Linked DNA regions of Homo sapiens: all the other regions are linked to region 3. A link is a contact called in ENCODE Hi-C or POLR2A ChIA-PET data. All regions are on one chromosome and are shown on one strand. Each heading gives the region's core, a stretch centred on a gene start or an enhancer-like site at or near the end of the contact. The rest is flanking DNA. Distances are from core to core; before and after follow the strand shown.

Region 1 (2,717 bases), core at 1-2,500, 1.6 Mb after region 3:
CTCTGCGTCGTGCTTCGGGGTGCCCGAGCCAGGAGAGGGAGGGGCAATCCAAGGTAAATCTGGTCCCCCAAACTCCCCGGAACTGCAGAAGAAGCCGGCCACGTGACTCGGCCGCATCCGGAGTGGGCGGGGACAGGAGATCGGCTGGGCCCGGCCCCCTCACCAATGCAGAAACGCGTATCCGAGAGGCAGCAGCATCTCCAGGTCCCTAACCCTGTGGAATCGCCCTAAAACAACGGGTGTATCAGACCCATCTCCTGCAGGCAGGAGCCTGGGCAAGCTACATAACCTTCGGTTTTCTCAGCCCTCGGGCCGTATACAGGGGGCGGGGTGGTTTCCGGGCGGTGCCCGCCTGGGTCACTTCCCTAAACTCGGCTCCACCCTCACTCAGGCCCATCCGGGAAGGCCTCGCTGGCCCAGGGCTTCGGCACCGGCGGCCGGGCCTGAGCGTGCGCGCACGCGCCGACAGACAGCGCCGTTCCAGCCCTCGCCCGATGCACGGGTGAGAACGCAGCTCGTTAGATGCGCTCCCGAACGGGCCGCGGTCTCTGCGATGCCCCCTCCAAGCCTTGCGGTGCAAGGCCTTAATCGCAGGCACCCACGCCCCAACCGGGACCCCGTCTTCCCAGCATCACCCCTCGCCGCGCCAGCACCCGCCCCTCCCGGGCGCAGGCATCCCTGCCACCTGCTCCCGAGACGGACCCGGCTGCCGAGGGAGGGTGACGCGCAGACAGGAACAGCCTTGGGTGGGGCGCGCGCGCCGAGACCTCTCGCGCGCTTTTTCCTCGCCGCCCCCGGGCCGGGTTTGGACGCCGCATGCTCCAGTCGAGAGCGCGCCCCTAAGAAGAAAGGCGCGACGCCGGCCGTTCCGCGAGGGGCGCCCCAGCGCGCGCCCCGAACCCCTCCCCCCGCGGCCGGTGTCCGCGCGGGCGCACCAGCGGGTGGGGGAGGGGAGCCCAGGCGGAGCGCGAGCGACGTCCAGACCGGCCCTCCCCGGCGCCCACGGGCGCGCACGCGCATTCCGGCACCGCCCGCCCCTTCGTGCGAGACCCTCATCCCGCCCGGGGCGCTGGGGGAGGGGGTGCGGACGTCGCTCCCCAGTCGCTTCCCGCGCGCAGGCGACCGACCCGCAGCCGCCTCCCTCAGGCGCCGTGGCCTGCCGCTCACCATGTTTCCGGAAACGAAAAGGAGAGGGCACCGAGAGCCGCAGAAGACGAGAGCGCTGCAGCCGCTGCCGGGACCCGACTGAACGCGGCCTCTCCCGGCCCCTTCCGTTTAGTAGGAGCCGCACAATGAGGGGTGGGGCGGGCTTCCGGCGCTCCCACCGCGAGCCGACGGGAAATGGAGTCCGCTGGCCCTGCGCCGCCGCCTCGCTCGCTGGGTAACGGAGTCTTCCCGCCGGCCGGCTCCGAGCTGCAGTGCATGTAGGGAAATGTAGGCCCAGGTCCTGGGCGGCACCGCAGCGCGCAGCGCGAGCCCATTGGTCCAATTTCCCAGGAACCGCTCTGAGCCCGGCGAGGCGGCGCTCAGTAAAATGACCCGAAAACGATCCCCGACTAAGCGGCTCTTTATCCCACAGCAAAACGGCTTTCTTAAGACCCATCTGGTATTATCTGGATCCCTTGGCCTGAAATTTTTGAGTGAGGTTAGGGTTTTGCATTTCTGAATCGAAGCAACTATTGATTAGCCTGGAATCCCGACCTAAAGCAAAGGAAATCACAAGTATGAAGGCGTCGTCAGTCGGATAAACACTAGTACTCTGCATGTGTAAAGCCACTCTCGTCTCCTGAAAAAAGGCCATGTCCAACGTCAGTAAAACAAGAATAGGAGGAAAAGGCACAGGGGAAAGGTACAAGGAAATCTCTGAGAGCTTTGTTCTTGTTTAAAGATGTTTGGCAAAGTCATGAGGCGTTAAAGGGTAAAGACGAGGGTTTGTGCATTCAATTCAAGGCTTCTTTACATGCCTTTACGTGCCAATGAGAAGAAATAGATATTAAACCAGACTTGAACCCAGCTCTCGAGTTGATAGCCAGGTACATGGTTATTCTAACATCCGCAAAACTGAGACAAGTTCTGTGGTAGTATATGCCTTAAAAAAAAAAAGAAACGAGCGGGGGACTCCGGGATGATTTTGTTGTTCTAGAACAGTGACCACAGCCTCACACTCTGCAGGAAAAGACTGGGTCGCAAACAAGTCAGAGGCAAACCCAGAAAGGGAACTGGGGGCCCTAATCCTATAAACGGAATTAAGGGTGTAAACGGAGAGCGATGCCTGGGAGTGGGGTACCTTGCAGAGCATACCGGGGGTTGTAGTCGGGGACATTCCACAGCACCGCCCCCGCCCGGACTCCCGGCGCTCCAGGTGGAGACAGCAGCTTGACCCCGCCTCCCGCGAGCGACCCTACATGAATATGAGGCTAGCGCCCCCTTTTCTGAGCCTTAGAGTTTCCAAGAGCAACGGGGAGAGAGAGGGGGGCTTCGCAGTTACCCTGGAGACGCGCTCTCGCCCGCCCCCAGCCGCGGGATGCCCTAGATGTCCTTATTAGGACAAGAGACTCGAGGGGGCGGGGCCAGCCCGACAGCCGGCTTGAGGCTCCTTATAAGGCCGCGGCGGGCGGGAGGCGGGAGCCGGAGCCCATTGGTCCAATTTAGCTTGGCTGGGGCTACTGCGCCGTGGGCTAGGCACAGTCCTGAGGGGCGGGACTGGAGCTCTGGCG
Region 2 (2,700 bases), core at 43-2,542, 1.6 Mb before region 3:
ATGGAACGGACTTTGACGGACTTCGATTTTTGCTTAACATTTTTACGGCGAAAAAGTTAGGTCAGGTAGCCCAAAGACCTGACCCTCTAACTGTGGGCCTAGTTCTCCGTGTAATCCCCAATTGCTTAGCACTTTCTCAGCTAAGAAAAATATAACAAGCACCGTGGGAGACTGTTCCACAGGTAGCTCACAAGTAGTTCGCATGCAAAATCACTCACTGCCATCCACTATCACCAAGGAACCAAGTTAGGCAGGAACCTTCCTCCTGCAAAGAGTAGGGCCACGAGAGGCGGCCTAACCCCTCAGAAAGGTGGGTAGAGAATGAAAGGAGTTCCATCAAATGGCACTTTGAGGCAAGCGAGAACAAGGACTCGGACCCTGCGGTGCAGGGCGGGGTGCTAGATCAGGGGCGCAGCCGGCAGGTTGGAGCCGGGCTCGGCTGCCAGCTCCTCACCCTGTTCCTCGGCGGCCTTGTCACCCGGCACCTCGGATCCCGGCGTCTCGTCCCCGCTCCGCTCCTCGGGTTCGTCTTCCTCCCTCTTGCCGAGGCCCTGCTCTTCGCCACCATTTACCCCGCCTGACCCGGCCGTGGCCTCCGCCGGCTTCTCGGAAGCATCTGGCTCGGCCGCGGCCTCCATGGCTGCCGCCTCCGGGGGCTCCGGCGGCGGCTGCGCGGCCTGACCCAAGGCTTGAGCAGGGGGTGGCTCCTCGTCCTCGTCCTCAAGCAGCGCCTCCTCGTCCTCCTCCTCCTCCTCTTCGTCCTCCTCCTCGTCCCCGCCCGGGCCGCCGCCCGACGCGGCCACAGGCCGAGGCTCCGCCTTGCAGGCCCCGCCGGGCCCGGCCCCGCCGCCGCCGGCCTCGTCCTCGAGCATCTCGGCGTCCAGCGCCTCCTGCAGCCGCTGCGCCAGATCCACCTTGAGGCCGCGCGAGTCCAGGCCCCGCCGCTGCAGCTCCGACCGCAGCTCGGTCACTTTCAGCCGCTTCACCTCCATCGCCGCCGCCGCCTCCTCCGCCTCCCGCCGCCTCCTCCCCTGCGAACCGTCGACCGAGTCCGACCGCGCAGGCGCCGCCGCCGCCGCCCGCCTCCGCCTCACGCGCCAGCACTGAGCCCGCGCGAGCGAGCGCACGCACGCAGGAGCGGAGGCCGCGCACGGTCCCGCTGCGCAGTGTTTGCTTCTCCTTCGTCTCCCCTCCCCCTTTCGGCTCACGGAGCCCAAAACAACGCAGCAGGGAGCTGTTTCCCCTCCAGGCCCTTGGTTCCCCAGCCGCGGGCAGGCGCGCGCGGAGGACGACGGAGTTCCTCCCGCTTCCTCCCGCCCTCTGGCGCCCCCGGGCCAATCGCCGCCGGTGCTTTTATCGCGCAGCCGCAGTGGAGTCCAAGACGGGCAAGGCTGGCTGCAGCTCAAGTGCCTCGTAGCACGGAAGCGTGTGCGCGCCGGTCTTTCAGTACTTCCAGCCGGGGAGTTCTGCGCAGCCGCCCGGAGCTCCCCGATGCCATGCCCCTCCCACCACCCTTACTTCCGTCTGACTTCCATTTGCTGTGGCGTTTTAGGGGTCGCTAGCCTCTTTTCCCTACTGTCTGTGCTTGCAGCAGTAACGACAAAAAAAAAGTCATTAGAGAATGTGTTGCAACATGTAAGCCTAGTAGCAATTGTTTTTCTGGCTAGGAAGCAAAAGGGCTCCCCAGAACGAAGAAATACTGTAATCCGGGCCCTCCTTTTTCCTCAACGCCTCAACTTCTACCCAGCAACAGAGGCCCTTGAACCCGCCCTTTTTCTCTTATTGGACAACTTGAATCGTCATTTGCCGTTCCGATTGGTCATCCGTGATCGTCCGGATTTTTCCAATTGGCGAAGCTGCCAGGGGAATTTTTTTTTTTTTTTTTTCCCAGGTTGGTCCGCTGAGGAGGCGGGGTCGTTTCTGCGGGATTATTTTTCCGGAGCCTCTTCTGATTGGGTGGTGTGGCGCAATGCGCGCGACCCTCAAGATACCAAACTGTACGCATCTCTGACCCTTTCCTCTCCTTGCTCCTGCTGGTAAACCGAAGCCCAGGAGACTTCCAGGTTTGGGCATCTGCAGAGGGCGAGGAACTGGTCACGGCGCCGGGTGGGCTTGCAGCTGTGACGCTTATGTGGACACCTCAGTGTCGCTGGTGGTTCACCTCGGCTTCCCAGTTTATTTATTGACGTCAACAAATAAATGTTGAATAAGGAAGAAGAGTTAGAATTGCTTGAAGCCCTCTGGAGTTTTAGCACTAGTCCCGCCCACTCCCTTCTACTTCCAGGTCGGGGGGGGGCGGGTCCAATAGAAAGGCGGAAGCCAGTGTCCCAGGCGTTCTCACGCCCGCAACAATTCCTGAGTAGGGCCTTGCTTGAGTTCTTCGGAAAGTCTCATCCACCCCCACATCGCCTCTTTAGGAAGTCACTTAATGTTGGGCTTCATTATTCCCACATCCCTTTCCTTACTACTTGCCTGCACTTCTTGAGAAAAAGACTGCAGAAAGGAGAGGTGGGGCTTTCAGTAGAAACAAGCAAACCGCAGGTCCCTGTGGGGGGACTCTCCAGGAAGAAGGGTAATTTCCTGCCTCCTTAAATTGGCTGCTACTGTCAGTTATTTTGCTCCCAACCCCAGAGCTTCACTTGCTCCTTCACTTCCCAGTTCCGCAAGAACCGTGGGCGACAGTTATGGAGAAGCGTCTGC
Region 3 (2,700 bases), core at 95-2,594:
GCCTTTGGACAGTGGATTATGTGGGTGAACTTTTGCTGCTGTGGTAGGAAAGCCCAGCGGTGATAAAGGGCCAGCTGATGGCTTAGAGTGGGTGGCTGGTCCAGAAGGTGGGCAAACTGCTCGCTACCACCGCCCTAGTTCAGGCCTGCAACCTCTTCCCTAGCCTTGACCTCATCCATCCTCCACCTTAACACTCAGCACCCTTAGAGATGCAAAGTTCCCCAGGCTAACACAGACCTGAGTGCCCTGCGCTACTGCTACCTCGAATCATCTGCGGTTCCTCGAATCACACATGCGGCGCCCCCTGGTGGGGAGACCTTTCGGTTGCTCACTGCCCTGAGCCGAGCTCTGCCCTCCTCCTAGGCTACCAGTTAGGGATCGGCAGGGACCACTTCCTGACTAAGGAGCTGCAGCGATACATCGAAGGGCTCAAGAAGCGCCGGAGCAAGAGGCTGTACGTGAATTAAAAACGCCACCTTGGGCTCGAGCAGCGACCCGAACCAGCCCCGTGCCAGCCCGGTCCCCAGACCCAAGCCTGACCCCATCCGAGTGGAATTTGAGTCCTAAAGAAATAAAAGAGTCGATGCATGGTCCGTGAGTCAGTGCAGGACAGCCCGCGTGAGGCGGACGCACGTGGCCCCGCCCTTCCCCGTGACCTTCATTCGGTCACCGCAGTGACCTTCATTCGGTCACCGCAGTGACCTTGAGCTTTCTCCGTCCGGGCCCTATCGGCCCTACCTTCCGGGACTCGCAATCCAGGACTTATTGCATGTTTTAAGTCGGCTTCACCCACCCCGAGTTCCGCAGCTCTGTGGGGCTACTGGGTCTACGGTTCGAGTGCTCAGTTGGTGTCGCTTTGGGGGAAGGGGGTAGGGGGAACGGGGCAGCACCTCCCTCCTCGCGACGGCGCGCTAGGCTCCGCCCCTCAAGCATAGGTAGCAGGTCCAGCCTCTCCGCTCGTCCCGCCCTTGCGTTTTCATCTGTAAGTGGTCTCTTGGCTCCGCGACTGCAGCCTGCACCGCCTCGCCCACTCCTCTCGCGCGCAGCAAGCCCCGCCTCCTCCGTTACGAAAGAGCGCTTCTGGCCCCACTTGCTCTCGGCTCTATTGTCCCCGCCCTCCGCGTCTCCGGCCCCGCCCCTCCCAGGGGCCGCGTACGCATGTGCGCCGCAGTGGCTCGGCGGGCTGCGGGGCGGGACCTGCACGAAGGCCCGCCCACTGGCGCTGCCGGCTCCGCCCCGACTCGTCCGGGCGCGCAGGCGCCGCCCGCCCCGCTGGTCTGATTAGCATAGGACCCCGGGCCCCGCCCCCTGCTTTGCATGCGCACGGCCGGCCCCACCCCCGCTGTCAGCTGGAGGAAGCGGAGTAGGAAGCGGCCGCGATGTCCTTTTGTGTCCTACAAGCAGCCGGCGGCGCCGCCGAGTGAGGGGACGCGGCGCGGTGGGGCGGCGCGGCCCGAGGAGGCGGCGGAGGAGGGGCCGCCCGCGGCCCCCGGCTCACTCCGGCACTCCGGGCCGCTCGGCCCCCATGCCTGCCCGACCGCGCTGCCGGAGCCCCAGGTCCGGGGGCGGAGGGGAGCGCTGCCGCGGGGGTGGGCGGGCGGGGCGCGGGGGCCATGTGCGAGCGCGGCAGGGAGGCGGGCGGGGCGGGCTGCAGGCGGGGTCCGACTCTGGGGCCAGTCCGGGCCACGGTTGGGACCCAGTCGAGGGTCGGACTGGTCAGGGTTCAGGCGGGATCCGGCGTCCGAGTCCTGGTGGGCCGGCCTGGGGCAGGATCTGGCTCTGGCTGCGGGTCCTGACTCGGGTCAGGGTTGGGCCTCCGATCCAGCCCGCTCCGGGGCAGGGTTCAATCCCGCATTTGCCGAAGTCCCTGGGGCTGGCCGGGGTGGAAGACGGGGAGGGCTCTATGTCTGGGAAGGGGCTCTGAAGACCACGTGGGGGCGCTCGAAGGGGCCTGGGGCCACCCTCCTCTCTGGGTCAAAGGTCATCGCACCGGCAGGGGAGAACTTCCTCCTCCTTGGCTCTCCCCACTTACTTCCTGATAACCTGGTAGAGGTCTCCCGCGGGCGGGGAGGGGGAGGCGTAGCAACTTTAGGCAACTTCCCAAAGGTGTGCGCAGGTTGGGGGCGGGACGCGGCGCCCCGGGAGGTGGCGGCCTCTGCGACAGCGGGAGTATAAGAGTGGACCTGCAGGCTGGTCGCGAGGAGGTGGAGCGGCGCCCGCCGTGTGCCTGGGACCGGCATGCTGGGGCAGGAGGGCAGCCGCGTGTCAGGTGTGAAAAGCTCTGGAGGTGTTTTCATGAGTCCGTGCCTGTGCGTGTGGATGTGGGGAGACCTAGTGAGAGTGTGTGTGATCATGAGCCTTGACTGAGTTCGTGGATGGGGTGTGCGCTCCAGGAGAAGTGTGTGAGCACAAGTGTGAGCAGGAGTGAGCACGGGTTTGGGAAGGCCGGTGCAAGTGTGAAAGCCCTCAGCAGAGAGCGAGCCTGCGTGGGCTTGTGGGGCTCCTGAGCACCCCGGTGAGTGGAGTGTGTGAACTCGGTGTGAGCACGTCCACTGGCCTTGGGTCTGCTCTCCAATGCAGAATACCCAGATGAGGGCAGGGTCTCAGAGGTCCCCCCAACATCTGGAGAAAACTGGGAAGTATCCTGCTCCTGGCTAGGGATTCCAGGTGGGGTTGAAGGTTGCCTGGGGGCTACGGTTA
Region 4 (2,700 bases), core at 98-2,597, 1.7 Mb before region 3:
GTGGCTCACGCCTGTAATCCCAGCACTTTGGGAGGCCGAGGCGGGTGGATCACGAGGTCAAGAGATCGAGATCATCCTCACCAACATAGTGAAACCCCGTCTCTACTAAAAATACAAAAAAATAGCCAGGCGTGGTGGCGGGTGCCTGTAGTCCCAGCTACTCGGGAGGCTGAGGCAGGAGAATGGCGTGAACCCAGGAGGCGGAGCTTGCAGTGAGCCGAGATCTCGCCACTGCACTCCAGCCTGGGCAACAGAGCGAGACTCTGTCTCTCAAAAAAAAAAAAAAAAGACGTACAGTGAGTTAAATACCCTCTGGGGCCCTATTTGCACAGTCTGTAAAATTGGTTCGGAAAGATGCCAATGGAGATAGGATTCCTAAAGCATCTTTCAGATATGACCTGTTGGAGGGCCCTAAGGAATTCACGGCGGCCTTGACCACCCCAAGAGAGGTGTTCATAGGCCAAAGTCAGGAATAAGCTGCAGGGCAAGTTGCACGCATTTATTGTTTCAGATCACAGGCTCCGAGGGAACTGAGTTTATGATCCACGCTTTCTTCATCGCTTTGGAGAGTACACGCCTACCCCACCCCAGTATATCCGTTAGGTCCTAGTAAACATTTGTGGCACTGGTGATATGTTTCGAATCTTTTTTTTTCCCCAGTAATATAAACCCGAGAGCGTGGACCAAGCCATTCGATTACATGTTGTGTTTGAGCAACACCATCCACGCCGTGAGCTTACTGGACCCTGGGCCGTGCCCAGCGACCGTGGACACTGAACTAAGCCAGAGCTGGTGCTCACGTGAAGACAAGGGCAGAGGAGGATTCGGAGCTCTACAGGGTAGAGCCAGAAGGGTAGTACAGGCTTAACTGCTGGCCCGGTGCTTCCAGCTCAGCCGAGGGGCCGCGGGGCCGCAGGCTGCATTCCCCGAGGCCAGGCCGCATCTTTTCCCCCGCCCCGACGACCCCGCGCACTGCAGGAAGGGGGCGGCGACGTTGACCGCCGCAAGCAGCCAAAGGAGGGCGGCGGCTGAGAGCGGCCAAGACCAAGAAAGACGCACAGCTGTGGCTTTACTAAACCGCCGGGCGGGAGCCCGGAGCCCCACAGGCAAGGCCCCCAGCGTCGCTCGGATCTACCACGGGGAGACCGGAGGCGTCTGAGGCCGCCTCCAGAGGAACAAAGGTTCCTCACGAGGCCGGGGGTGGCAGAGTGTCAAGAGACACACAGGAAGGAGTGGAATGGGACTTGGGGGATCTGGGGGCGTCCCGGGCGCGCCCCCAGATTCCGGGCTCCTCACCGCCTCCTACGCGCCGCCACTGCCGCTACCGCCGCCATCTTGTGCAGAGTTTGCTCCTTGACCCCAAACCTCCCGCCCCATCGCGCGCGCTCAGCCACGTATCCTAGTTCCCGCCCCTTCCGGCCTTATGATTGGTTCGACCTGAGCGCCGCCGGGCAGCTGTCTCATTGGTAGAGTGCGCACTCCAAATTATCGCAGGGGGCGGGGCTTCAGGCCAGGGGCGGGAACGTCCAGAGCCAGGCGCTGTCAGACTTTGCACGCTCTCAGCATGACAGAAGCACTGGACTGGTTTTCTCAAGTTGGCAAATTTTATTTAGAAAAAAAAAAGTGGGAGAGAAAAAAGTGACAGCGCTCTTTAGACCAAGGACTTAGAAGAGAAACCTCCACCCTTCCGGAGCACGTTAGTCCCTTCCCTCTCTCACTGCTCAACCTCCCTGGGCTTCCAGAGCAAGAAAAGGCTACGTCCCCTGTCGAAGGAGAGTGGACGGTGAAGGTGCCTGGAAACGGCCAGAGAAAAGACCTAGGCGGTCGATGTTGCGGTGGAGGACACTGTGCAGCACAGCCAGATGGGGTCCACCCTCACCTCCACCCTCCCTGGAGAAGTCCCGAATGAAGCGACCCCGCTCTGATTGGAAGATGAACTTCTGAGGCAAGGGCCCATGCTCCCGGAGAAAACCCCAGACACTGAGCAGCAGCAGACGCACCTCGAAAGGTGCCAGTTGGCTAAATACTTCATGCATATTACCCAGGGCCGGAGGCAGGAGGCTTCCCTCAGCCATGACAGCCACTAAGGTGCAGGATGCCTCCAGGTGCCAGGGGGAGTGGGTCGTGTCAGGGTGGCGAGAGGCTTCCCAATGGCCCAAGAGGGCGGCCAGCAGCCCCCGAAGCAGCACGGAACAGTAGCACAGGGCTGGGGGTGCAGCTGCTACCAGCTTTAACAGCTCAAAGAGCAGGGGCTGTTCGCGGAAGCGCCGGCCAATGCGGAGATCCCGCTCCACGGTGGCCCGGGCGTGTTCCTCGGGGGGCCAGGCCAGCTCTGCACCAGCTGCATCGGGACACACACTCTCCACCAAGGTCACTGCCACTGCTTTGGCTGCCTCTGGACTCAAGATGGGTGCCCCCCAGCATTCCCCACATTCAGTGCCCCCTGGGGCACTGCAGCAGTGAACCAGGAGGCTGAGGAGGCTCTGGGTGTTATAGATCACTTCCTGCTGATTTCGTGACTGGACAAACTTGGGTGGCTTTAAGCCACGGCCGATGACTCCAGCATGGAAAACTGACCAAATCCCTCCAGGACCTGGCACAGCTGCAGTGTGCCTCCGGTTAGTGTCCAACAGGGAGGCAGAAGCCAAAGAAGCTGAAACAACTGAGAGAGTCTCATTGTCCCCATCTACTTGCCCACCA
Region 5 (2,700 bases), core at 118-2,617, 1.7 Mb before region 3:
AGAATGGAAGTAAACCCTGTTTAGGGAACACTGTGATTCCAGACTTCAAAAGTAGGGCTGGGCACATTGGCTCACGCCTGTAATCCCAGCACTTTGGGAGGCCAAGATGGGAAGATCGCTTGAGGCCAGGAATTGGAGACCAGCCTAGGCAACATGGTGAAAACCCATCTCTACAAAAAACTAAAAAATTTGCCAAGTAGGCCGGGCGCGGTGGCTCAGGCCTGTAATCCCGGCACTTTGGGAGGCCGAGGCGGGCGGGTCACGAGGTCAGGAGATCGAGACCATCCTGACTAACATGGTGAAACCTCGTCTCTACTAAAAAATACAAAAAATTAGCCGGGCGTGGTGGCGGGTGCCTGTAGTCCCGGCTACACGGGAGGCTGAGGCAGGAGAATGGGGTGAACCCAGGAGGTGGAGCTTGCAGTGAGCCAAGATCGTGCCACTGCACTCCAGCCTGGGTGACAGAGTGAGACTCTGTCTCAAAAAAAAAAAAAAAAGAAAAAAGAAATTAGCCAAGTATGGTGGTGCACACCTGTAGACTCAACTACTTGGGAGGCTAGCCAGGGGTATGGTTTGAGCCCGGGAGGTTGAGGCTGCAGTGAGCCAAGATCACACCACCGCACTGCAGCCTGGGTGACAGAGCAAGACCTTGTCTCAAAAAAAAAAAAAAAGTGGAATTTGAAGTTACAGTGAACCCCTTGTGTGTCATACAAGAACCTTGTCTATTTTTCCAAACCCATCTTCTGTCTCTTCCTCACTGGTACCTTATGGTCTAGTCATTCATGCCACACCTATTTCATCCATCCCCTCCTTTGAGTAGGTCCTCTGTAGGGCTTCTCTGATTTAGTTACTAATTCTCTGTGGTCCCACAGTTCTCCGAACATATCTATAAAGCATTGAAACTTTCTCATTCTCTAGACGGTGAGCTCCTTCATCTCTGAACCCCCCTCCCCCACCCTAAAGATCAGCAGAATACCAGGCACAGAGCATATGTCCAATAGATGATGGTTAAAGAAGTAATAAAACAATTAAACTTGCGTTGTGGAGATTTCATATACTGAGGAGTGTAATGTGGTGGAACTTTCCCGACTCTCCAAATCCCCTCGGACTTGCAGAGAAAAACGGAGGTGAGAGACCCTACCAATCAACTTGACAAGAACGACTGACTACCTATAACCCTAACTTTCGCCAGGATCAAAAGACGAAAGCCCGCAACCACCCCCGGGTCCCTCACTAGCCACCGCTTACGGTTGGCTGTAGTAACGTGGCAGAGGCAGCAGCGGAACCCCCCACGCGGCAGCGATTCGACATCCGAATCCACCGCCGCCATAGCGACTCTCCTGTACCGACAAAAACACAAGCACCTCTGCCACCACCGGAACCCACTTCGCCAAAGCTCAACGCGCTCGGAAGCAACTTCCGCCGATCCGATAGGAAGTGACATAAAGTCGTTCAATTGCGCGGACACACTCCTCCGGAAACCAAGCTCCTTCGACTCTGGGTTCCGTTTCTAGCCGCTGTCCAGTCCCCGCCCGTTTCAGGAAAAGCGGCGCGTTACGATGCTTATCTGCATGCGGTAAGCCGATTGGTGTGCTTTAAGCTGTTCAGACGTTGATTGGCCCAAAGCATCGTGAATATTCATGACAGCAGCCACAAAGGCCGGCGCCGGGTGGCATCTTGCGGCAGCTCCTTCACCCCGCAGTAGACACCCGTGCGTCTGTACCCTCGACCCTTATTTACCCGACGAATAAAGGCGGAGGATCGGCGGCTTCCAATTCTTTGCCCCACGGAGCCCAGGGCTGTCCCTGGACTTCCAACCTTTTCAGGGCTGTTACTCCCTCCCTCCGCCCCCTGTCCTCCCGCAAAACGGGTGTTCTGCGACGGCTTCTAGCCCTGGTTGGGGAGCTCTGCCACCACCGGGCACCTTCCGGACTCCACGAGGTCCTGGAGCCAGGCCCATTCCTTCCGCAGTAGTGGGCTGCGTGGTGTACGCCGGAGGCGCCAGAGCTACTGGCGCACCTCAGAGCAGTGCGACAAGACAAAACCGAGTGCCAGTAACTGAGTTTAGACACTGGAGGGGGCGAATGCTGTCAACCCCCTCCTGGTATAATTGTCAGTTCATCCCAACGCCGCCGAGGTGTAGGCTCAGGACAGGGAGGGACTACGGGGAGCTGGGGATGCCCTAGGGACAGGGACCATAACGAGGTGGAGAGAACTATCAGATGGGCTCAGCAGCTTGTGCTGTGGTTATCAGCCCACAGCTTTGAATGGCGCAAAGAGCAGTGGACCTAAGGCAGACACCAAGGTCTTTGACCTTGAACAAGTCACAACTGTTGAGGCCGTTTCCCATCTCTAAAGGAAGTGCCCAAGGAGCACACAGCAGGCTGAACTTCTTGTTCTCTATCCTAAGGTGTTCCTTCTAATGGGCCCAGCTCAGGCATCTAATCTCAGTGTCCCAAACCTTTAAGGCAGGAAACAGTGCTACAGTGGATCGGGATATCATCGAGACTGGCCTTGAGGATCCTGAAGCAGCAGGCTGTACACATACACCCAGAGGTGCTAGGGTGGTTCAGTGGTAGAATTCTCGTCTGCCAAATACACCACACAGCTAGGTGAGGGGATCCTCCTATAACCCCACCACCACCCCCAAGGGGGTATACATGTTACCCTGGCTGCTAGCAACTTCCAGAATTCCTTAAA
Region 6 (2,700 bases), core at 77-2,576, 1.6 Mb before region 3:
GGCTGAGGCTGGGGGATAGAAGCCTTGCAGTGGTCCTCCAGGATCCTTTGGTTCCACCACCCTCAGACTCTCAGGACCCACATCAAGAGATGGCAGTGGCTCCAATGAAACTGCTGAGATGCCAGAAGAGAAGTAGTTTGTAGGAATGGTCTCAGTGGAGCTACTAGGGCTGGCAAGAGAGACATCAGCCACTGGTGGATGAGGTGCCCGCAGATGTGGTGCGTCAACCTCCATGCCAGGCTGTGTAGTGTCAGCCCCACTAGACATTGGTGGCTCATCTGGAGGACGGACAGTAGGTGAGGGAGCAGCAGAGCCTTTCCATTCCCCTTTGCCCCAGTGGCCTGATGTCTCAGCAGATGCCAACGAAGGTTGGGTGCCACGGGAAGTACTAGACAAAAACTCCAAACTAGGAAGCTGTGAGTTGGTTTCCTCCTCCTTCTTGGTACTGTCTGCCTCTGCCAGGGCCCGGGCTTGAAGCCGCCGCTTACACACCTTGACGATGTCATTCATGTGCAAGTAGCTGGCAGCTGCCAGCACATCCTCCACAGGGGTATCCCCTCTCAGGGTCAGCTGGCCAGCATACATAAAGTCCAGAAGCAGCCCAAAGGCTGGGGCTGTGACAATTTCATTGTGAATACACACCAGATCCCTCTTGTCCAATTCCCGCTCCTTGTAGAAAAGCTGGAAGAATGGGCTGCAGGAGGCCAGCACAGCCCGATGGGCCAAGAACTGGGTACTACCCACCATCACGGTGCAGTCACAAAGGAAACCCTGGGACCGCTGCTCCCGGAGGCTCTGCAGCAGCTGCTGACTGTGTTCTGGGAACTCCATAGTACCCCACGAAGGAAAGGGGGCCCAAAAAAGGTCCCCACCAGTGGCTCCCTGAGAAAAAAGGGCAGTGAGTTAAGACAGGTAACCTCCCCAGCAACCTTATCAGCCCTTAACTATCACTTGCCACTCCAAAACAATCGCTTAAGTTACTGCCCTTCTTTCTCCTAGGTCACACCCAAAGCTCTCCCATTAGCTCCGCCCACCTCGGCCTAACCTTAGAACAGGCCCCACCCCCGTCCGATAAGCCCTGCCCCCGGAAGTCCCGCCCCTTAGCCACCCTCCGCTTCCTTGATGCCCACCCGGTAGCGTCCAACGGCTCCACGAAGTAGAGATCTTTTTCGCTCCCAGGCCTTGCCAGGCGATGCCTCTACGCCCCACTTCGAGAACTCCCTAAGCATCTCCCTCACGCATTCCAGGGGCTAAGGACTACCAGGGTGGGAACTAGCGGAGAAAGCTGATACCTCACCCACCACCGAGCAGCCACAGGGCGAGCTCCGCCCCTTCCCACCTTCTCAGCTTTAATTGGCTTAAGATTGCCCTCCCCTGTCACGGATTGGTCCGCTCTCCACTAACCATCCTCCCTCTAACTGCCGTCTACAATTGGGTGCTCGCCGCCATCGCTTTTGCAGTCAGGCGTTGGATTGGGTGACGCTCCTGTCCTCAACTTTTCCTCTTCGTCCCGCCTTCCTTGCCTCCGAGCCCTCAGGATTGGCTGAGCTTCTCCTTCTACCTAATCCAGCAGGCAGGAGGTACCCGGCTCCGAGTCGCTGAACGCGGCGCTCTCCTGGCGAGGCTGGAGGTCGGGAACCCTGCAGTGTCGGACCCGAGCTGACAGCAAGCCACTCCCGCTACAGGCTGACAGGGAAAAAGAGAACCAACTAGGCCAGGCGCAGTGCTTCACGCCTGTAATCCCAGGACTCTGGGAGGCCGAGGAGGGCGGATCACTTGGGGTCAGGAGTTCGATACCAGCCTGGCCAACATGCTGAAACCCCGTCTCTACTAAAAATACAAAAATTAGCAGGTCTTGGGGGCGCGCGCCTGTAATCCCAGCTACTGGGGAGGCTGAAGCAGGAGAATCACTTGAACCCGGGAGGCGGAGGTTGCAGTGAGTCAAGATCGTGCCACTGCACTCCAGCCTGGGCGACAGAGTAAGACCCTATCCCCCCACCCCCCCAAAAAAAGAGAACCAACTGGTGACTGTGGGCAATAGCCCCACGTCCCTGAACTGCGTTTGTCTCTTGAAGGTCCCTTCCTCTCAAAAATTCTAAGATTTGCCGGGTTCGGTGGCTCACGCCTTTAATCCCAGCAGTTTGGGAGGCTGAGACGGGCAGATCACTTGAGGTCCGGAGTTCAAGAGCAGCCTGGCCAACATAGTGAAACCCCATCTCTACTAAAAATACAAAAATCAGCTGGGCATGGTGGCGCGTGCCTGAAATCCCAGCTTCTAGGGAGGCTGAGGCAGGAGAATCTCTTGAACCCAGGAGGCAGAGGTTGCAGTGAGCCAAGATAGCGCCACTGCACTCCAGCCTGGGAGACAGAGCAAAACTCCATCTAAAACAAACAAACAAAAAAACATTTTAAGATGCCCTACTGCTCCACTCCTCCAAGCTAAGTTTCCGGGGCTCCCGGCTCAGTGATGGCATGAAAGAACTAGCAGCTACAGGGATGATGTCGTGGTGTCCCTAGCCTGGACTCTACAGTCAATTTACAGTGAGAGGATAGAGTGTTCTTTGTTTCCAGAGCGTGCTGAGCAGGTGCTGGTAGGAAGGGTAAGAATGGGGTCAGGATCATAAAATGTCCCAGGACAGGAGAGAAGAAGCAAAAACCGTGTCTACTGAAGAAATCTTTGAGAGTCTCTACACACCCAGA
Region 7 (2,700 bases), core at 80-2,579, 1.6 Mb before region 3:
GAATAGCTTAAACCCAGGAGGCAGGGGTTGCAGTGAGCCGAGATCATGCCACTTCACTCCAGCCTGGGCAACAGAGGGAGACTCTGTCTCAAAAAAGAGGAAAAAAAAAAAAAAAAAAAAAAAGGACACAGAAAGTAATTAATGGGATGGGAACTCTTCCTCAAGACACAGGAGGCCTTGAAACTTACAAGTGAAATCCTATGAGTGCCTTTGGGAAAATTCTTCGAGTTTTATGCGCCTATGTGTGCACTTTTCTGTATGTAAAAATAAGTTTACTTATAAAAATCTGTGTGAATGTATAACATTACTTGGAGAATGGAGAGCCAACAGATTTCCTGATATTCTTTTTTTTTTTTTTTTTTTTTTGAGACGGAGTCTCACTCTGTGGCCCAGGCTGGAGTGCAGTGGCGTGATCTCGGCTCACTGCAACCTCCGCCTCCCAGGTTCAAGCAATTCTCCTGCCTCAGCCTCCCGTGTAGCTGGGACTACAGGTGCCGGCCACAACGCCTGGCTAATTTTTGTATTTTTAGCAAAAACGGGGTTTCACCATGTTGGTCAGGCTGGTCTCGAACTCCCGACCTCAGGTGATCCGCCCACCTCAGCCCCCCAAAGTGCTGGGATTACAGGTATGAGCCACCATCCCCGGCTTTCCTGAGATTCTTAACAGAATCCAAAACCCAAAGAAAGGTTGTCTGCTACAGGTATTGTGAGAGGCTATCAGAGCTTAGGAACTAACAGCCGACAGACATTCCCCGCATAAGCGTCAGTGCACAAGGTGAGCTGAGAGGTGAAGCTGCTCCGGAGCTCTGCAGGGAGGAAGGAAGACTCGGTGGGGACGACCAACAGGAAGAGGGTCTAGTACTTACGCCCGCTTCTTGAGGTGGTGCCGCGTGATCAGCCCTTGGTCTATCACAGCCCCGACCACCCGGTGCCTCAGACGCCGCTCCCGATTCAACACCCGCCGGCGTTTGAACAGCTTCTTCTTCAGCTCCTGCCGGGGAGAAAGATGCGAATCAGATGGAGTGGGCTCGCCGCGACCCGGGGCCCCTCCACCAGGCAGCCCCGGCCCCTCACTGATCCCATCTCGTGCGAGATAAAAGGGCTCAGGAACGCTTGAGGAAACAAAGTCGCGGCCCCCACACAGTCACCGTTCGGGGCCGGTTGATCTTTCCCCCCGGAGCTCCCATAGTCGCGATTCCACTCCAGTTCACGGTCCGTACTTCCGCTCAGCGCCGGATCCGCGGGGCTCCGCCCCGGCCTTCCGCGGGCCAATCGCAACTCGGGGGCGGGTCCTCGGGCTATATAAAGGAGCTCCGCGGTGCGGGAGGCCTTTCGGAGGGTGGTGAGCTAGTAAGTGTGGTTTTAGCTGTAGTAGCCAGATTGGGCGGCCGGGAGTGGTGGGGGTGCCGGGTGGAAGGCTCTGGGCGGGGTCTCAGGACCCTCCTTTTCTTGGCGGGGATCGGGCTTGTGGTGCCGCTCCCCGTAATGTACGGAGGAAGAGGGAAAGGGCTCTGGCCCCCTCGGCGTCATGTCTTCGGTGCTGGCGGCTTCCCATCCGCTGGTTCTATCCTCAAACGCCGGGACACCGGGAATCTCGGAGAAGGACAACCGAGATCCAGCTGGCTCCTCCATCGGGGTGCTCACACTTTCTCATTTGATTTCAGGTCTGCGGACGCTGTATACCCTCCTCCACTTCCCGCTGCAGCCAATAAAGGCCGTTCCTACCATAGTCTGTGTCCGCGTTCTTTTTTCCGGGACTGCAGAGTTCGGGGAAGCTGTACGCCGCCTTTCGCTACGCGGAATTTGCAGATCTTCCCCTGGACCTCAGGCCTCTCCGGCTGGAGTAGGGTGGACGCTTCACATAAGCTTCTCTGGTCGAACTTACCCGAATCTCCAGATGGCCGCGCTGCGTCGAATGCTCCACTTGCCGAGCCTGATGATGGGGACGTGCCGCCCCTTTGCGGGTAGGGAGGTGGGGGCAGAGTGGAGAGGGCAAGGTGGGGGCAGAGTGGGGAGGGTAAGGTGGGTTCCTCGTGAGTCAGGAGTGTAGTCCCTGAAATTGTGATTCTCAAACCCTACGGTGGGCCGTGCGTGGTGGCTCACGGCTGTAATGCTAACACTTTGCCAGGCCGAGGCGGGCAGATCGCTTGGCCCAGGAGTTCGAGACCAACCTAGGGCAACATAGCGAGACCCTGTCTACAAAAAAAATTAACCGGGCACGATGGCGCCTATAGTCCTAGCTACTCAGGAGGCTGAGGTGGAGGCTTCAGTGAGCCATCATTGTGCTACTGTACTCAACCCTGGGTCACAGAGTGAGACCCTGTCTCAAAAAAAAAAAAGACGCCAGTGTGTATATACGACGTTTTTGCAGTGGCGACATAGACCAAGTGACACCCTCCAACCGTGCCCACAGGCTCACTGGCTGATAGTTGCCTGGCGGACCGCTGTCTCTGGGATCGGCTGCATGCCCAGCCTCGTTTGGGCACTGTCCCCACCTTCGACTGGTTCTTTGGATACGACGAAGTCCAGGGGCTCCTACTGCCATTGCTGCAGGAGGCACAGGCTGCCAGTCCTCTGCGAGTGCTGGATGTGGGCTGTGGGACTTCCAGCCTATGTACAGGCCTCTACACCAAATCTCCACACCCAGTGGATGTGCTGGGGGTGGACTTTTCTCCTGTGGCTGTGGCCCACATGAATAGC

What was found. Hi-C counts contacts between places; a loop is a spot of excess contacts on that map. ChIA-PET counts read pairs that join two places held with the same protein, here RNA polymerase II (POLR2A). Pooled maps may share reads with other maps.
Region 1: a loop to region 3 is called in a pooled map, with 16 times the contacts of the local background. The contact joins the promoter of CFL1 here to the promoter of ESRRA in region 3. A Hi-C loop is called at or near these places in 1 of 168 maps with a recorded cell type or tissue (naive thymus-derived CD4-positive, alpha-beta T cell), 1 of 37 single-sample maps with no recorded cell type and 6 of 50 pooled maps. POLR2A ChIA-PET finds 5 or more read pairs at or near these places in 3 of 52 experiments (CD4-positive, alpha-beta T cell, Panc1 and activated naive CD4-positive, alpha-beta T cell).
Region 2: a loop to region 3 is called in a pooled map, with 10 times the contacts of the local background. The contact joins the promoter of HNRNPUL2 here to the promoter of ESRRA in region 3. A Hi-C loop is called at or near these places in 1 of 37 single-sample maps with no recorded cell type and 7 of 50 pooled maps. POLR2A ChIA-PET finds 5 or more read pairs at or near these places in 1 of 52 experiments (CD4-positive, alpha-beta T cell).
Region 4: a pooled map shows a loop between it and region 3 (6-fold over the local background). The contact joins the promoter of GANAB here to the promoter of ESRRA in region 3. A Hi-C loop is called at or near these places in 4 of 50 pooled maps. POLR2A ChIA-PET finds 5 or more read pairs at or near these places in 4 of 52 experiments (BJ, CD4-positive, alpha-beta T cell, K562 and 1 more).
Region 5: a pooled map shows a loop between it and region 3 (8-fold over the local background). The contact joins the promoter of TUT1 here to the promoter of ESRRA in region 3. A Hi-C loop is called at or near these places in 6 of 50 pooled maps. POLR2A ChIA-PET finds 5 or more read pairs at or near these places in 3 of 52 experiments (CD4-positive, alpha-beta T cell, Caco-2 and GM12878).
Region 6: a loop to region 3 is called in a pooled map, with 12 times the contacts of the local background. The contact joins the promoter of ZBTB3 here to the promoter of ESRRA in region 3. A Hi-C loop is called at or near these places in 6 of 50 pooled maps. POLR2A ChIA-PET finds 5 or more read pairs at or near these places in 3 of 52 experiments (CD4-positive, alpha-beta T cell, GM12878 and activated B cell).
Region 7: a loop to region 3 is called in a pooled map, with 5 times the contacts of the local background. The contact joins the promoter of CSKMT here to the promoter of ESRRA in region 3. A Hi-C loop is called at or near these places in 1 of 50 pooled maps. POLR2A ChIA-PET finds 5 or more read pairs at or near these places in 5 of 52 experiments (BJ, CD4-positive, alpha-beta T cell, Caco-2 and 2 more).

The regions. Positions count from the first base shown.
Region 1 is chr11:65,856,930-65,859,646 of GRCh38, forward strand. It overlaps CFL1 (cofilin 1), which reads right to left and starts at 1,251. Exons shown (of 4, transcript NM_005507.3): 1 at 1,168-1,251. The coding sequence starts at 1,170. RefSeq lists silencers at 817-1,216, 2,627-2,706 and enhancers at 823-1,363, 1,297-1,346, 1,737-1,806, 2,367-2,456.
Region 2 is chr11:62,726,165-62,728,864 of GRCh38, forward strand. HNRNPUL2 (heterogeneous nuclear ribonucleoprotein U like 2) reads right to left here and starts at 1,293. Exons shown (of 14, transcript NM_001079559.3): 1 at 455-1,293. The coding sequence starts at 992. TTC9C (tetratricopeptide repeat domain 9C) reads left to right here and starts at 2,322. Exons shown (of 3, transcript NM_173810.4): 1 at 2,322-2,700. The coding sequence starts at 2,685. HNRNPUL2-BSCL2 (HNRNPUL2-BSCL2 readthrough (NMD candidate)) reads right to left here and starts at 1,220. Exons shown (of 24, transcript NR_037946.1): 1 at 455-1,220. RefSeq lists silencers at 734-1,113, 1,284-1,443 and enhancers at 1,704-1,753, 2,004-2,203, 2,594-2,700.
Region 3 is chr11:64,304,180-64,306,879 of GRCh38, forward strand. It overlaps ESRRA (estrogen related receptor alpha), which reads left to right and starts at 1,345. Exons shown (of 7, transcript NM_004451.5): 1 at 1,345-1,557. CATSPERZ (catsper channel auxiliary subunit zeta) reads left to right here. Exons shown (of 5, transcript NM_001039496.2): 5 at 364-591. The coding sequence ends at 467. It overlaps KCNK4-CATSPERZ (KCNK4-CATSPERZ readthrough (NMD candidate)), which reads left to right. Exons shown (of 11, transcript NR_133662.1): 11 at 364-590. RefSeq lists a silencer at 1,052-1,561 and an enhancer at 1,972-2,041.
Region 4 is chr11:62,645,266-62,647,965 of GRCh38, forward strand. GANAB (glucosidase II alpha subunit) reads right to left here and starts at 1,348. Exons shown (of 24, transcript NM_198334.3): 1 at 1,297-1,348. The coding sequence starts at 1,334. It overlaps INTS5 (integrator complex subunit 5), which reads right to left. Exons shown (of 2, transcript NM_030628.2): 2 at 1,583-2,700. The coding sequence ends at 1,755. RefSeq lists enhancers at 1-354, 670-829 and a silencer at 1,440-1,519.
Region 5 is chr11:62,590,156-62,592,855 of GRCh38, forward strand. It overlaps TUT1 (terminal uridylyl transferase 1, U6 snRNA-specific), which reads right to left and starts at 1,368. Exons shown (of 9, transcript NM_022830.3): 1 at 1,249-1,368. The coding sequence starts at 1,330. RefSeq lists enhancers at 1,178-1,873, 1,290-1,519.
Region 6 is chr11:62,752,834-62,755,533 of GRCh38, forward strand. ZBTB3 (zinc finger and BTB domain containing 3) reads right to left here and starts at 1,327. Exons shown (of 2, transcript NM_001370809.1): 1 at 1,131-1,327; 2 at 1-882. The coding sequence starts at 831. RefSeq lists enhancers at 1-857, 1,738-2,615.
Region 7 is chr11:62,663,983-62,666,682 of GRCh38, forward strand. CSKMT (citrate synthase lysine methyltransferase) reads left to right here and starts at 1,330. Exons shown (of 3, transcript NM_001043229.2): 1 at 1,330-1,350; 2 at 1,665-1,964; 3 at 2,414-2,700. The coding sequence starts at 1,898. LBHD1 (LBH domain containing 1) reads right to left here. Exons shown (of 7, transcript NM_024099.5): 5 at 867-991. C11orf98 (chromosome 11 open reading frame 98) reads right to left here and starts at 1,228. Exons shown (of 4, transcript NM_001286086.2): 1 at 1,149-1,228; 2 at 867-991. The coding sequence starts at 1,187. It overlaps SNORA57 (small nucleolar RNA, H/ACA box 57), which reads left to right and starts at 1,440; the gene lies at 1,440-1,588. RefSeq lists enhancers at 1,448-1,677, 2,348-2,457, 2,508-2,557, 2,578-2,677.